Linked DNA regions of Homo sapiens: region 2 is linked to region 1. Evidence: chromatin contacts called from ENCODE Hi-C or POLR2A ChIA-PET data. All regions are on one chromosome and are shown on one strand. Each heading gives the region's core, a stretch centred on a gene start or an enhancer-like site at or near the end of the contact. The rest is flanking DNA. Distances are from core to core; before and after follow the strand shown. Region 1 has its middle 68 kb from the start of MAOA. Region 2 overlaps MAOA (monoamine oxidase A).

The links. Hi-C counts contacts between places; a loop is a spot of excess contacts on that map. ChIA-PET counts read pairs that join two places held with the same protein, here RNA polymerase II (POLR2A).
Region 2: a map of endometrial microvascular endothelial cells shows a loop between it and region 1 (7-fold over the local background). The contact joins two enhancer-like sites. A Hi-C loop is called at or near these places in 1 of 168 maps with a recorded cell type or tissue (endometrial microvascular endothelial cells). POLR2A ChIA-PET finds 5 or more read pairs at or near these places in 3 of 52 experiments (A673, MCF 10A and PC-9).

What each region holds. Positions count from the first base shown.
Region 1 is chrX:43,585,192-43,592,367 of GRCh38, forward strand. No RefSeq gene overlaps it. Among named protein-coding and RNA genes, the nearest start is that of MAOA, 68 kb to the right of the region's middle. Within about 2 kb of position 4,705, at least 3 of the 41 ENCODE cell types and tissues checked have a DNase peak (open chromatin) inside an H3K27ac peak, as active enhancers do.
Region 2 is chrX:43,728,498-43,735,673 of GRCh38, forward strand. MAOA (monoamine oxidase A) reads left to right here. Exons shown (of 15, transcript NM_000240.4): 7 at 2,744-2,893; 8 at 3,197-3,356; 9 at 4,202-4,298. Among named protein-coding and RNA genes, the nearest start is that of MAOA, 76 kb to the left of the region's middle. Within about 2 kb of position 1,679, at least 3 of the 41 ENCODE cell types and tissues checked have a DNase peak (open chromatin) inside an H3K27ac peak, as active enhancers do.

The sequences.
Region 1 (7,176 bases), core at 3,455-5,954:
AACATTCTTCAGGTCCCAGCTTACTAAGGAAGGGGAACGTGGAGCAGACCCATAGCTCTAGTCATGAAGTCTGGTAACCCACAGAGAAGCCATGGGATTTTTCATCACAAGACGTGCTCTATGCATATGTATGACTGGGCAATGGCACTGGCTCAATTATTAAGTCCAGGAAGAAGTATAGTAAGTCTTCTCTTAACATCATAAACTCTTAGAAACTGTGACTTTGTGCAAAACAGCATATAACAAGACCAATTTGACCATAGGCTAATTGACATAAACAAGAATTAAGTTCCCACAGCATGCCTCTGGTCACAAAAAACATCAAACTTCTAAATAAAGACCAAAACACTTCTAACATTAAACACTGAAATAAATGTGAGCCATACATAGAAAGATTAACAAAAACAAGGTAATTATTTACCTGCTTATTCCAGTTTGGAATCAGTTGACCAGAGCCTGTCCTGGCAGCTGAAGGCACCAGGGAGGAACTCACTGTAGACAGGATGCCATCCCATCACAGGGCACACTCATATACACACCCACTCACACTGAAACCATGTAGACACACCAATTCACTTCACATGCACAGCTTTGGGATGTGGAAGGAAACTGAAGTCCCTGGAGAAAACCCATGCGCACATGGGAAGAATGTGCAGGCTCCACACAGACAGTGGCCCTGGCTGAGAATCAGTGATTGTCATCAACATTAAAACAAAATAATGTTGAATGAAATGACATTATTTGAGGACCTACTGCACATGGAGTGAGGGAGATTGGGACCCAGCCCAATGGCTGCTCAACCTCTAAATAAGTAGATTTTAGAATGGCTGCTTCTAAATAAGTAGATTTGAGAATGGCTAAAGTTCAGCTACCTTCCCCTCTCCACACACATTTGCACCTACCTCCACTGAACAGGAGATGGGGAACTGCAACCAGCTATGTTCATGCTAGCACTTATAGCGGGGGCATGCCATGCTGCAGGGGTTGCTATACCATGGCACCCAAGGCTCAGAAAGCTTTTGCCCCTGCTGCTAGGAAGCACCTGGCCCAGTAGACATTGACCAGCAAGGCCCTACATTGTATCTCCCATCCTCATGCTCTCATTTCATCCTTCTGAGAAGTGTGGATGAGTAAACCTGTCTCCAAGCCAACATGATGGGTAATTCAAGAGAATGAGCATATTTGTGAATCAAACCTTGGTCCAACAGGCCAGCAGCAACCATAAGCCACTTGTTGATGGATAGCCCCTGCTGAGGGGAGGGCAATATCCCACATGACCACTCCTGTGTAGCTACCCATGGATAAGCAAAATTTTGTTTTACTTTACTGAGACTTTGGCATTAGGATCCTTCCAGCTATTAACCTCATCAGCATTACTACAAGATCCACCCATTATTTTCGCAGTTTTGCCACCAGACCTGTCTATGTGTCCCACAGTGTCCTGTTCCTCATATTCAGGACTCCAAGTGCTCTATCTCTACAAATACTTCAAACACAGGGACAAGGGAGTTGCCTCTACACTTTATATAACAGCACAACTAGCCTGGATCCCGGCAGCTATAGCAAAAGGAGACTCACTTTGGGAAGCCAAACAGATTGAGTTTGTTGACAGTAACTTGCAGCAGGGGCTATTCCAGGGCTTGGCTAATGGAGATTCAATCTCTGCCACATGACTGAGATCAGAGTGTTGCCCATCCCTTAATTGCTCTTGATCCTTCAAATCTGGAGGTCACAGATCTTCAGTAAATTATACCTCTGTGATAACCCCAGCCTTGCCAGCCCTCAGGAAGGACGTTCACCTGTTACTAAAACTGAGGAAAACAATATGGCTTGGGCAATAAATGAATGCCCACCCACAGCAAGGACAAAATCCAAGGTTACAGATGCAGTTAGAGCAGTTTACCTGGGCGTTATCTTCCTGAGACTCTGCTCCAAGAGGCTTGTGTAAAATAGCATGTAGGTGTTTAAGAGGTAGAGGAAGTCACTTGTGGGAAAAAATTGAAAGTCTGAATCAAGGTTTTTTAGAATGACTTAAAGAATGAATAGGAAAAGTAGTTACGTTTTTTAGTTTGTTTGCAGACATAAGATGAGAAATAACACAGAACAGAGAGAAAACCAAAGGAATTGCCAACAGTAATCTTTAGCTTTTTAGCAGTCACAGGCATGGAGCCCTAGCAGTGTGTGGCCAAGGAAAGGCTTTATATCGTGAGTGAAGCTGTCCTTCCAAAGTTTAACTCATTTCGTTACTTAAGATCCTTACCAGGTTATAGCCAATACTGAGAAGTTTGTTGGAGAATGCCATTTCCCAAATAAACCTACGTCAAGATGTATTAGAACTTTTTTTTTTTTTTTGAGACAGAGACTCGCTCTGTCACCCAGGCTGGAGTGCAGTGACGTGATCTTGGCTCACTGCAACCTCTGCCTCTTGGGCACAAGCAATTCTCCTGCCTCAGCCTCCTGAGTAGCTGGGACTACAGGCGTGTGCCACCATGCCCAGCTAATTTTTTTATTTTTAGTAGAGATGGGGTTTCACCATGTTGGCCAGGCTAGTCTACGAACTCCTGACCTCAAGTGATCCACCTGCCTCTGCCTCCCAAAGTGCTGGGATTACAGGTGTGAGCCACCACGCCTGGCCAGAACTTCTTCCTCATTCATAGCTGGGAGATTAAACCAGTTGTGCAGGAGGACAGGCAACTTAGAAAGCAACCTGAAACAGCAACATCCAACAGACTCAGGTCTCTTTCCCTGAGAAAGATTCTTAAACTGGTGCTTTCTGAATGAATTTTTTTTTTTCTGGAAAACCAACTAACCTATTGACCACCAATCTTAGCTCAACAGGCTAAAACCACCAAGGACAAACCTATAGTTCAACAAGGTCAGGTTTATTGACCCATTGCAATAAGGAAGACTGGACAACAGAGGAGTGTTAGAGAGCAACTCTCCCCAAAGGACAAGGTGGTTATTTGAGGGTTTGAGAGAAGACAGTATAGGTAAGTAATGGGCTCAAGGAAAAGCAGACCAATGTGTAAGGGAGTCAGCATCAAAACCAGTCTGCAAAGTAGTCACAAGCTCCTGTGTCCTTGAAGATTACAAAGTTAAGATAGATGTGGAACACTGTATTCTGTAACCACTTTTCTGCACCTGGGTTAAAATGCCAGGCTGATTCTCTCTGTCACAGCAACTCAGAAACTCTAGGCAAGAGTGGGTGATTGGTTTTTTGTTCTTGCGATAGTTTACTGAGAATGATGGTTTCCAATTTCATCCATGTCCCTACAAAGGACATGAACTCATCATTTTTTATGGCTGCATAGTATTCCATGGTGTATATGTGCCACATTTTCTTAATCCAGTCTATCATTGTTGGGCATTTGGGTTGGTTCCAAGTCTTTGCTATTGTGAATAGTGCCGCAATAAACATACGTGTGCATGTGTCTTTATAGCAGCATGATTTATAGTCCTTTGGGTATATACCCAGTAATGGGATGGCTGGGTCAAATGGTATTTCTAGTTCTAGATCCCTGAGGAATCGCCACACTGACTTCCACAATGGTTGAACTAGTTTACAGTCCCACCAACAGTGTAAAAGTGTTCCTATTTCTCCACATCCTCTCCAGCACCTGTTGTTTCCTGACTTTTTAATGATTGCCATTCTAACTGGTGTGAGATGATATCTCATAGTGGTTTTGATTTGCATTTCTCTGATGGCCAGTGATGATGAGCATTTCTTCATGTGTTTTTTGGCTGCATAAATGTCTTCTTTTGAGAAGTGTCTGTTCATGTCCTTCGCCCACTTTTTGATGGGGTTGTTTGTTTTTTTCTTGTAAATTTGTTTGAGTACACCGCATATTCTCACTCATAGGTGGGAATTGAACAATGAGATCACATGGACACAGGAAGGGGAATATCACACTCTGGGGACTGTGGTGGGGTCGGGGGAGGGGGGAGGGATAGCATTGGGAGATATACCTAATGCTAGATGACACGTTAGTGGGTGCAGCGCACCAGCATGGCACATGTATACATATGTAACTAACCTGCACAATGTGCACATGTACCCTAAAACTTAGAGTATAATAACAAAAAAAAAACATTAAAAAAAAAAAAAAAAAAACTAAAAGGTCTTTGATGTCATTCCCCCAACACACACATATCCAAAGAAAAAAGTAAGGGGTCAAATATATAATATCATGTTCAAAATAAATTACTGTTATTATTGTTAAAAAAAAAAAAAAGAGTGGGTGATTTAATGTTACTCTTCTAATTTTAAACACTTAAGTTTCTGATAGTCTATGATTTTGGAGAACACATTTCTCAGTAAAAACACAATAGTTAAAGAAGGAGGTGCTTATGACATATACAGCTGCAGTGACCTGAAAACATATTCCTTCCTGATAATGTACAGCTGGCTTTATTTGTATCGGTGATTGTACCAACTTGATGAATAGCAAGGCAGATTTTTACCTTCTGAATGTAAGCTAATTTTTACTATATCACATTCAAGCAGGGCCTTTCCAGTGCTCCTCATTTGTTTGCCAAATGTTTTTAAAAAAATGAAGTATTTGCCAACTCTCATTAGGTCTAAGTTCTAACAGTACTGCAAGCAGGAAAACCTGAGGTCGTTAGTGCTTTGCAAATGAGGAAACCCAGGATAAAAAGCTTACTTGAGTCCTAACCGTATTGGAAAGGCAAACTCATATGTAAACAAAAGTTACACTAGGGAAAAGTTATAAAGGTAACTGATTGAGCAAGAGTCTAGAAAAGGGAGGGGTAGTCAGAATAGAACAGAACTAGATGTTCTAGTTATATTACAACAGAAAAACCTTTCCAGTGAAAACAACTGGAGTTAAAATAGTTAACCCTTTGCTGACAATGAGAAGCCCTTTATTATTGCCTCTTTCTCGGTTTCATTAAACAAAGAAAGCTCCACACTGTTAGATTAATTTTGGCCAAATGATTTCAGAGCCAAAGACAAACAACATTTAAAAGTCCCTGACATTGAAATATGATTAAAATGTGAGACCATTTCTAGAGAGGAGTTAGCACACAAAGACTCCCCGGAACATGAAGGGCAGTGCTGATGTAACTTAGGCTGGTTTTGAGTTAATACCAAAAACTTGCTTGGCTAGAAAAAAATAAGCAGTCTCATTTCAACTTGGCCACTTACTAACTCTGTATCCTTGAGAAATTGCACATCTAAAGCTTCAGTTATTTAAGCCATAGAGCACAGATCACTCACTGATGAGTGATAATCAGACCACAGATGCTTAACAACGAAGTGAGAACAAAAATGGGAAAACTGTGAGATATGAAGCACTGTACCATGTAAAATATTATTGCTGATGAGCCAAGATTCTGGTCTATTTGAGGCAAGTGTTAAATCCAAGAAGAAAGCCAGGGAACACCAATTTCAAGATAAGTCCTACTATGACAGAAATAATCCAGTGGTGGACCCCTAAAATTTCCCTCTTAGCTCTCTGAGTACATAGTAGGAAATCACTTTTAGAAGTTTTTAGGGTGTTTTCTGAAAAATCCTCTTGATTAAGCTCACAGCTCCAACACTTTAAATTAATTGTACTCAGAAGAGAATTGGCATATGAGGGAACAAAAAACAGAAGCCAACAAGAATGTAAAGCCTTGTGCTATGGTTGCCTCATACAGTGATAGTCTCTAAAAAACAAAGTACCTCAAAGAAAATTGTAATGTCTTGTTTCTCATCTGGCCCAAGTGGTTGTGTTAGTCAAGCAGAGCTGTCTAGTTTATTTACTTATTTATTTATTTTTTGAGATGGAGTCTCATTCTGTCACCCAGGCTGGAGTGCAGTGGCGCAATCTCGGCTCATTGCAACCTCTGCCTCCCAGGTTCCAGCGATTCTCCTGCCTCAGCCTCCTGAGTAGCTGGGACTACAGGTCCCCGCCACCAGGCCCAGCTAATTTTTGAATTTTTAGTAGAGACAGGGTTTCACCATGTTGGCCAGGCTGGTCTCCAACTCCTGACCTCAGTTGATCTGCACATCTCGGCCTCCCAAAGTGCTGGGATTACAGGCATGAGCCACCACGCCCGGCTGGGAGAACTGTGTAGTTTAGAACTGAACGGCAAATATCAGAGTTAGATGTAGAAACTTAATCTCATTTAAGAATAAAATAGTGGCCGGGCGCGGTGGCTCACGCTTGTAATCCCAGCACTTTGGGAGGCCGAGGCGGGCGGATCACGAGGTCAGGAGATCGAGACCATCCTGGCTAACACGGTGAAACCCCGTCTCTACTAAAAATACAAAAAAAATAGCCGGGCGTGATGGTGGGCGCCTGTAGTCCCAGCTACTCGGGAGGCTGAGGCAGGAGAATGGCGTGAACCCGGGAGGCGGAGCTTGCAGTGAGCCGAGATTGCGCCACTGCACTCCCGCCTGGGCCACAGAGCGAGACTCCGTCTCAAAAAAAAAAAAAAAAAAAAAAAAAAGAATAAAATAGTTTGGAGTAAGATAAAGCAAAAAGCATTTAAGTGTTCTTTCTGCTAAATTATTCTACTAGTACTTTCTTCCAGTTATTTGCTACAATTTCCATGCATTGACTATACTGCAAAATTCACGTGTTTCATCTTGACCAAGGACAAAGTAAAATCAGCTCTTTGCTCTCACAGTTAACAAACCACTTGTTACTCAACCGGACTGTCAAGAGTTGTCAAGAAATGAAAACAGCAAACTAGAAAAAGGCTAACTAGAGGAAGAACTATTGTGCCTAATGAAAAGATCAAAGCAATTGAGAATGAAGGAGCACCTACCTTTATGACATTCAGAAAACATAAATGGTGTTTGGCTACCCTCTTTATATAAACTGACCTTCTGACTGGCTGGTTGAATACTGACTCACTTTTGACCTTATCAAACAGGTGCTCCCTTTTAATTTTTGTTCTGTGTGTCTGTGTGTGTGTGTGTGTGTGTGTGTGTGTGTGTGTGGTGGTGGTGGTGTTGTTGTTGTTGCTGTTGTTTTTTTGAGATGGAGTTTCATTCTTTTGCTCAGGCTGGAGTGAGGTGGCACGATCTCGACTCACTGCAACCTCCGCCCTCCATGTTCAAGTGATTCTCCTGCCTCAGCCTCCCAAGTAGCTGGGATTACAGGCACCCGCCACCACTCCTGGCTAATTTTTGTATTTTTAGTAGGGATGGGGTTTCACCATGTTGGC
Region 2 (7,176 bases), core at 429-2,928, 140 kb after region 1:
GTTCACAGATAAAGAATGTTTCATTTTGAATTAATTAGGTTTTGAGAATTAAGTTCCTTCCTTTTGGTAGCAGGTAAAATTAGGCTGTTTATGTAGGAGAAGCTAAATTCCTAAAATAATTTCCAAAAAATTCTAGAAATTGTACAATTATTGTACTTAAAATCATCTCTGTTCTAGACACAAGGTTTCTGTCCCATCTGTTTATCAGAGTGATTCTTTTATGTTAACTGCTACAGAAGGGAAGTGACTGTTCTTCCTTCTAATTCACGCAAGTGATTATGGCCACTCTTGCAATAGTAAATTCTGCCTTTTGGATTCTTAGTTTTTGCTACCCACTTGAATTTGCCCAGTTTCCATATCATTTCCTTTATTAATAAGTGAATTCATTTCGTTCATTGGCTGGACACATGGCGAAGCCAGAATCCTAATTCCCCAGACTCTGAGATTCTCTGCTTCAACCCTTTCTGTTATCCAAAGAGAATGGGTATCTCTGTTCTATAAATGTTGTGCTTGGATGGTATGAGGTTTAATTAGTAGCAGTTTACTTCTAACTTAGGTTCTCTGAGTTCCTGAATTCTGAGTGCACAGTACAAGGTATAGAGTCTTTCTCTGCCAAGTGAATTATTCTTCTCCTGAGGAGATCACCGGAAATCCCCAAGTTCTTGTGACACCAAGACTCATTGCCCATTTGACCCTTAGCCTTGACAAATGCAGGACAGTTGCATTTTTTAAATGTCTTTACCTACAGGCAGAGATGACAGATTACTCCTTTTAGCCAGTATTTTACTTTCTGAGGTATTTTGATTTACATTTGATATTTGTTTCCTTCATTCAGAGGAGCCAGGATACTTCTAGCCAAATTCTACATGACCTTTTGGAAAATATGGTTCAGATGATTAATCTCAAACCATGGTCACAATATTTTTATAAAGAACTTAGGCTTATCCTGTAATTTAATTCAACAAATACTAGACCTGGAGGGGTGGACAGTGAACAAGACAGAAACAGTTCGTGGTCTTTCCACCACACTAAAACTCAAAGTACCTCTTAGAAAACAGACCAGATTATAAGTTAAATGGTCTGGGTTTCTTGAGGAAAGACAAATCATGAATTTAGGTCTGAACCACTCTGGGAATTTTTTTTCCTTTTTTTAATTTAATTTTTGAGACAGAGTCTTGCTTTGTTGCCTAGCCTGGTCTCCAACTCCTGGGCTCAAGCAGTCCTTCCGCCTCAGCCTCTCAAAGTGCTAAGATCACAGGCATGAGCCACCATGCCTAGCCAGGAATATTTTTTATAAAGAACTTTGGTGTTGTTATTAAAACAGTAGCCAGTTACAAAAGTGCAAAAATCACTGCGTGGCTGCTTATGCAGTTTTCTGGAGGAGTATGATTGAGGAATCTGTTAGGAATCTTCTGGCTGGGCGCGGTGGCTCACACCTGTAATCCCAGCACTTTTGGAGGCCAAGGAGGGTGGATCACCTGAGGACAGGAGTTTGAGACCAGCCTGGCTAACATGATGAAACCCCATTTCTGCTAAAAATACAAAAATTAGCCAGGTGTCATGGCACGCACCTGTAATCCCAGCTACTCGGGAGGCCAAGGCAAGAGAATCACTTGAACCCAGGAGGCGGAAGTTACAGTGAGCCAAGATTGCGCCATTGCATGCCAGCTTGGGCAATAAGAGTGAAACTCCGTCTCAAAAAAAAAAAAAAAAAAAGAATCTTCTATAATAGGCTAAAAATATCCTTCTGGTTCTTACCAAAAGCATTGTGTTAAGGACTTACCTTCTTAGATTAAGCTGGAAACATTTCCATGGTGATCGTAGCAGAAGGCAGAGGGTAGAGCACTTCTGGTCTTATAAGGGCCGCTCAAGAGAACTATTTAACAATATCTAAAGGAGCAAGCAGATGCTTAGCCTTCACCCTCTGCCTCTGCCTTGAAGCTTCCAGATAGTTTTGCAAAAAGTTACTCAAGATCTGATATTCCGAATCTTTTTTTTTTTTTTTTTTTTTTGAGACGGAGTCTAGCTCTGTTGCCCACGCTGGAGTGCAGTGGTGCAATCTCGGCTCACTGCAACCTCCGCCTCCTGGGTTCAAGTGGTTCTCCTGCCTCAGCCTCCCGAATAGCTGGGATTACAGGCACGTGCCACCACGCCTGGCTAATTTTTGTAATTTTAGTACAGCCACAGCACCCGGCCCTTCTTCCCATTCTTAGAACATCATTTGGTGGTGACTAGTAGGACTAGTAGGACGTGACTATCCCTAAAAGCACCCTGTAACTTTGTCTATAATATGGCTCTATCTGCATCCTTACCTGCCTGGACAACCTCAGCCCAGAACACAGGAATCAAAGGAAATTAGAAACTTCATCCTCTGGAATAAGCCCTGTGCCTGCCCCTTCTCAGGGCTCCCTCCACACCCTGCACTCTTTGACATTTGAAGCCCACAGACTTGCTGATATTCCCCTTGGTCAGGGCAGCATTGGCATAGTGGAACATTTCTTCGGGTTCTGTGATTTTTATAAACTTGTAATGGCTTTTCTTTGCCAGAAGCTGTGCAGGGAATGATCATTGAATTGTCTTGGTCAACTCTGCCTCTGTCCTAATGAAGTCTTCTGACAGTTAAGTGTGCAGACGTTAGAGGTGTGGCCTGTGACTTTCTGGAGGTTTTCTAATCAGTAGCCAGTAGGATTTTCCTTCCTTGGGCTTTCATAATGTTTCCTTTCTTACCTACCTCCTCCTGTAGGAACGGAAGTTTGTAGGTGGATCTGGTCAAGTGAGCGAACGGATAATGGACCTCCTCGGAGACCAAGTGAAGCTGAACCATCCTGTCACTCACGTTGACCAGTCAAGTGACAACATCATCATAGAGACGCTGAACCATGAACATTATGAGGTAACTCAGTTTAGTCAAAAGGAGCATATAGTAAATAGGCCTTGTGTCTTTTGCAGTTTCTAACCAGATATAATTCAAGCAGTAGCATAATTAATGCTGACATGTTTCCGCCTCAGTCTTCCAAATTACCAGCCTTGGTTGACCTACCTTGATCTGTTTTGTTGCCTCACAGTTGCCTCATTTTCTCATTTTGTATGTTTTTACTGCTCAATGTTGTTTAGAAGTGATAAAGATGATTTTTCACGCCTGCCACAAAGACTGCAGCTCACATTTGAGGTAATATTTTGCTTGTGTGTGTTTTAGTGCAAATACGTAATTAATGCGATCCCTCCGACCTTGACTGCCAAGATTCACTTCAGACCAGAGCTTCCAGCAGAGAGAAACCAGTTAATTCAGCGGCTTCCAATGGGAGCTGTCATTAAGTGCATGATGTATTACAAGGAGGCCTTCTGGAAGAAGAAGGGTAGGCTGCTATTATTCATGTTTAAACTGTATTATATGAAGAAATCACAGTCTTTTAGGATTATTGAACAGAAGGTATTGAACAGAAACAAAGTATTTTCAAACTGGTAGAAAAAGGATTAGAAATCTTGGTCTGTCAATTTCCTCATATCCTTGGCCACACATAATGACCCCAAGAGCACTTGTTGGCAATGGGAGGGAAGAAGGAGATCACATCAGTCATAAGGCCACCATTGCCCTGACTCCTGGCATCTGTCCTGCTTCTTACTTTTTATGAGCAGAGTGAGGTCAACAGGCACCATGGAAAGAGCACTGCGTTGAAGTTACACATTCCGGGACTTCGCTTGCTTGCTAGCATCAGTCTGTAGCTGTAAAGTGGTGACAGTAATACCTACCACTACGGTGTTGTGAGAATTAAATGAGGCAGGATCTTGGACTTAGAAAGCTGCCCAGATATGGTGGCTACTGTTGATAAGCATTCTGGTTATACTCATCGGATTCCCTCCTCCCACCTCTTCCCTGGATTGGGTCATTCCCTCCAATGCAGCCCTTCTCTTTCCTCATGTATGCTAGGAGCCAGGGTTATCTTACCATTTTTGTCATGCATTGGCTGGTCATAAGCCCTTTATGTAAAGGTGATGGAGATGGGTCATTTTCTGTCTGTGGGTGAATAGACATCCTTATATATTCAGTGTGTGTATTTAACAAGACATGTAGGGTTGGGGCCAAGACCAAGAGTTTAAGTTTTTACTTCCTCTTAAAAAATAGTTTATATATATTTATGTGTGTATGGGTGTCTCTGATGAGCTTGATCTCGATCTCCCATTGATTTTTCTCCTGGTTAAGATTACTGTGGCTGCATGATCATTGAAGATGAAGATGCTCCAATTTCAATAACCTTGGATGACACCAAGCCAGATGGGTCACTGCCTGCCATCATGGGGTAGGTTAGAGCAGGGTGTTCTGCATTTTCCAAATTGTGTTGATGTATTGGTGTGGATGCTGTCAAAGTATATTACTTTGGAATTAAGTTCAAGCAATGATGAATAATGCTATCAAAATATATAATGTTTCCATGTGTTAAAATATTGCAGTAATGTTTCGTATGTAGCACAAGAATACTGGGAAACTTTACTAAAATTGACACCATTTTGAACTTGTACCCATGTATGTCTTTCTCTCATACAAAGCTTACGTGTTGAGGATGGAGTGAAAAAAAGCAGCTAGACAGGCAGTATGGTAGCCACCCCTGCCTACAGGCAGAATGTCCACAGCCATTCTGAAATGAGAACTAACCGCTTTATTCTATAAAAACATTCTAAATGTGGGGTTTCTCGGTTTTATCCTTTTCTCCATTCCAGATATCTGCTACATAGCAAATGTTAGTTGTTACCCTGAGATATAAGACAGCTGACCAATTAGGAGGCCCAGTTCAGAATTGAGCCAGGCCTTGATTGGATGGCATGGCAGTTTTTCTGGTGGGTCACTCTAGTTATCCTTCACCAGTGGTGCTTCACTTAACCTCTAAAGTGTGCGGATGACCCAGGGCCTGGTTCTGTGTAGGGAAAATGAGAGCTTTTCCCCTCTCTTCTCATTCCGGCACATAGCTGTCCTACTCGTTGGGGGCTGGGGAGTCCAGAGAAGGAAGTGGTGTCCCCACAAATGAATTGCTAAGGAGTTCCACAGCCTCCCTCTTGCCTGCCTTTTGGCCTCCTCAAAAACTATACAAATAAAAGGCGATTTATTCTACCACACTGTAACAAAAGAACATAGCTTCAGTAGCAATCAAGTGACTTTTAGAGACCAGTGGTCTCCCCTTTACCCCTAGGAAATGCATAGCTCTTGCTCAGAGGGAAAGGTGAACTCATGCACATCATGTCATTGAAGGAAAATTACAAAGGCAAAAGGAGCAGACCCACATCCCAGGGAAGTTAGAAAGCAGGTTGTGCTGCTGGTTACTAATGAGACATTTTATAACCACTTCTCTCATTGTAACATATAAGAACACCAGCCTCCCTGAGAAAGGCAGGTGCTTACAACATAATGACTGTTGGAATAACACATCCTCTTCATCTCTAACCCTATTGGGCAGAAGAGGATATAGGTTGTTTGGGTAGTTTGACATCATCTTCTATATGCCAGAGAAAAGCAGGAGGTTCAGGTACAGGTTTCAGGAGAATGTCGGTTAAGACAAATCCAACTATGAATGGAAGAGCAATTGATATTTTTCTTGCCCTGGGAGTTAGATATAGTGATGTCTTCTGCTGTTTTTGGGCTTTCTTTTTTTTTTTTTTTTTTTGGAAGTGGAACTCAATATTTTAATGATTTTACTTAAGATAAATAGTATAAAAGGAAAATGTTAAACGGTTGTGTTCTGTGGACAGTGGGGCTAAAACAAATATAAAATAATAATAATTGGTTATAGAGGACCAAGTACAGAAGATGAGAGTTTCCTTGGAAACTGGGGAATACCAAAATAATCTGTTTCTTAACTTGGCGATGTAGTCTTAAAAATTAAAGCTACCATTTATTGAGCATTGGTTGTGGGTGCAAGTTTTTATGTGTACAATGCTTTTGGGCTTTCTTCAGCTTTATTATTAACTAGGTTAGGGCTCAAATAACCTTCCAGGTGTTAATGGAGTTATTTAGGCAATTCTTAGAAAGTGATATTCTAATCTCTTTCATCTTGACACTTGCCTCCACCCTGCTCTTTGCTGATGGCCACAGCCACGAAAACCTTGAAGATAGGGGTGGTAATTGCCCAGCACTGTGTTTGTAATAAACTTTTGGAAACTAGAAAGGACCTTGTACTTTAGAACTGTGAAATGTTTCCAACACAAAGCCAGCATGTTTAATTTCCTCAATAAAACACCAAAGTAAGTTAAAGCTTATTTATCCATAGTTGGGATTAGATCAAAGAGATTATTTCATTCATGACTTGAGATTTGACAGAAATAACCAACACTAACTGCCCTTTGGGAAGGGAACTGTAAAAAGTATACAAGACAAGTTGACTAAAAATGTTTTCAGATAAATCATTTAATCTTTTATCAGATATTGATGATTAAAAAAAACTATATACATCTAAACTTACTGATTCTTGCATAAACCCAGAATCTAACTAAAATAATTAATAACAAGCTATAACTTGAGGTGTTAAATCATGCAAAATTATGACTATATCCCATAAAGTTCAATAGTTCAGATTTCCTAAATAGTCCACAGCTTTCTCTGAAATACTATTCTCTACATTAACATACATCTTTGCTTCTCAAAGTGATCTCAAATAACAGCCCTAAAGGAACTGCCAATCCAATTTGAGGAACACTTTAATTTGTGGGTAGGGAGAGGAGGAAATATCTGTTTTTTGCACTGATCTACCTGTCCTTTTGGTCTTGAATAAAAGAAATACAAATTTAAAAATTTTTTAATGGAAAAATAATTTCATTGTCCTTTAGCTCATTTGGATTTTTGAAAGCTTTCTAATAATAGTATAACTAAGGACTTCATGTCACAATTCAATTCTTTTAAATATACATGCAGTTAGTAATATCAGTATAATAAATAGAATATATTTGATTAAAGGGGAGCAGGCAGGTTATAACTGAGTTTTATTGAGTTACTTTATTTGGGGACTATATTAGGTCAGTTTCCAGGGAAGCTGACTCAGAGCTGGAGATCTGGGTGCTGGAACTTTATTGGGAAGTGCTCTGGGGATGACTACCTATGGCAGAAGGATTATGCGGAACTTGAGCTCCAATGTTGTCCCAACAAAGGCCTCTGCCATTCCCTTGGAAGTTCTGGAGCTGGGTGGCCCTTCA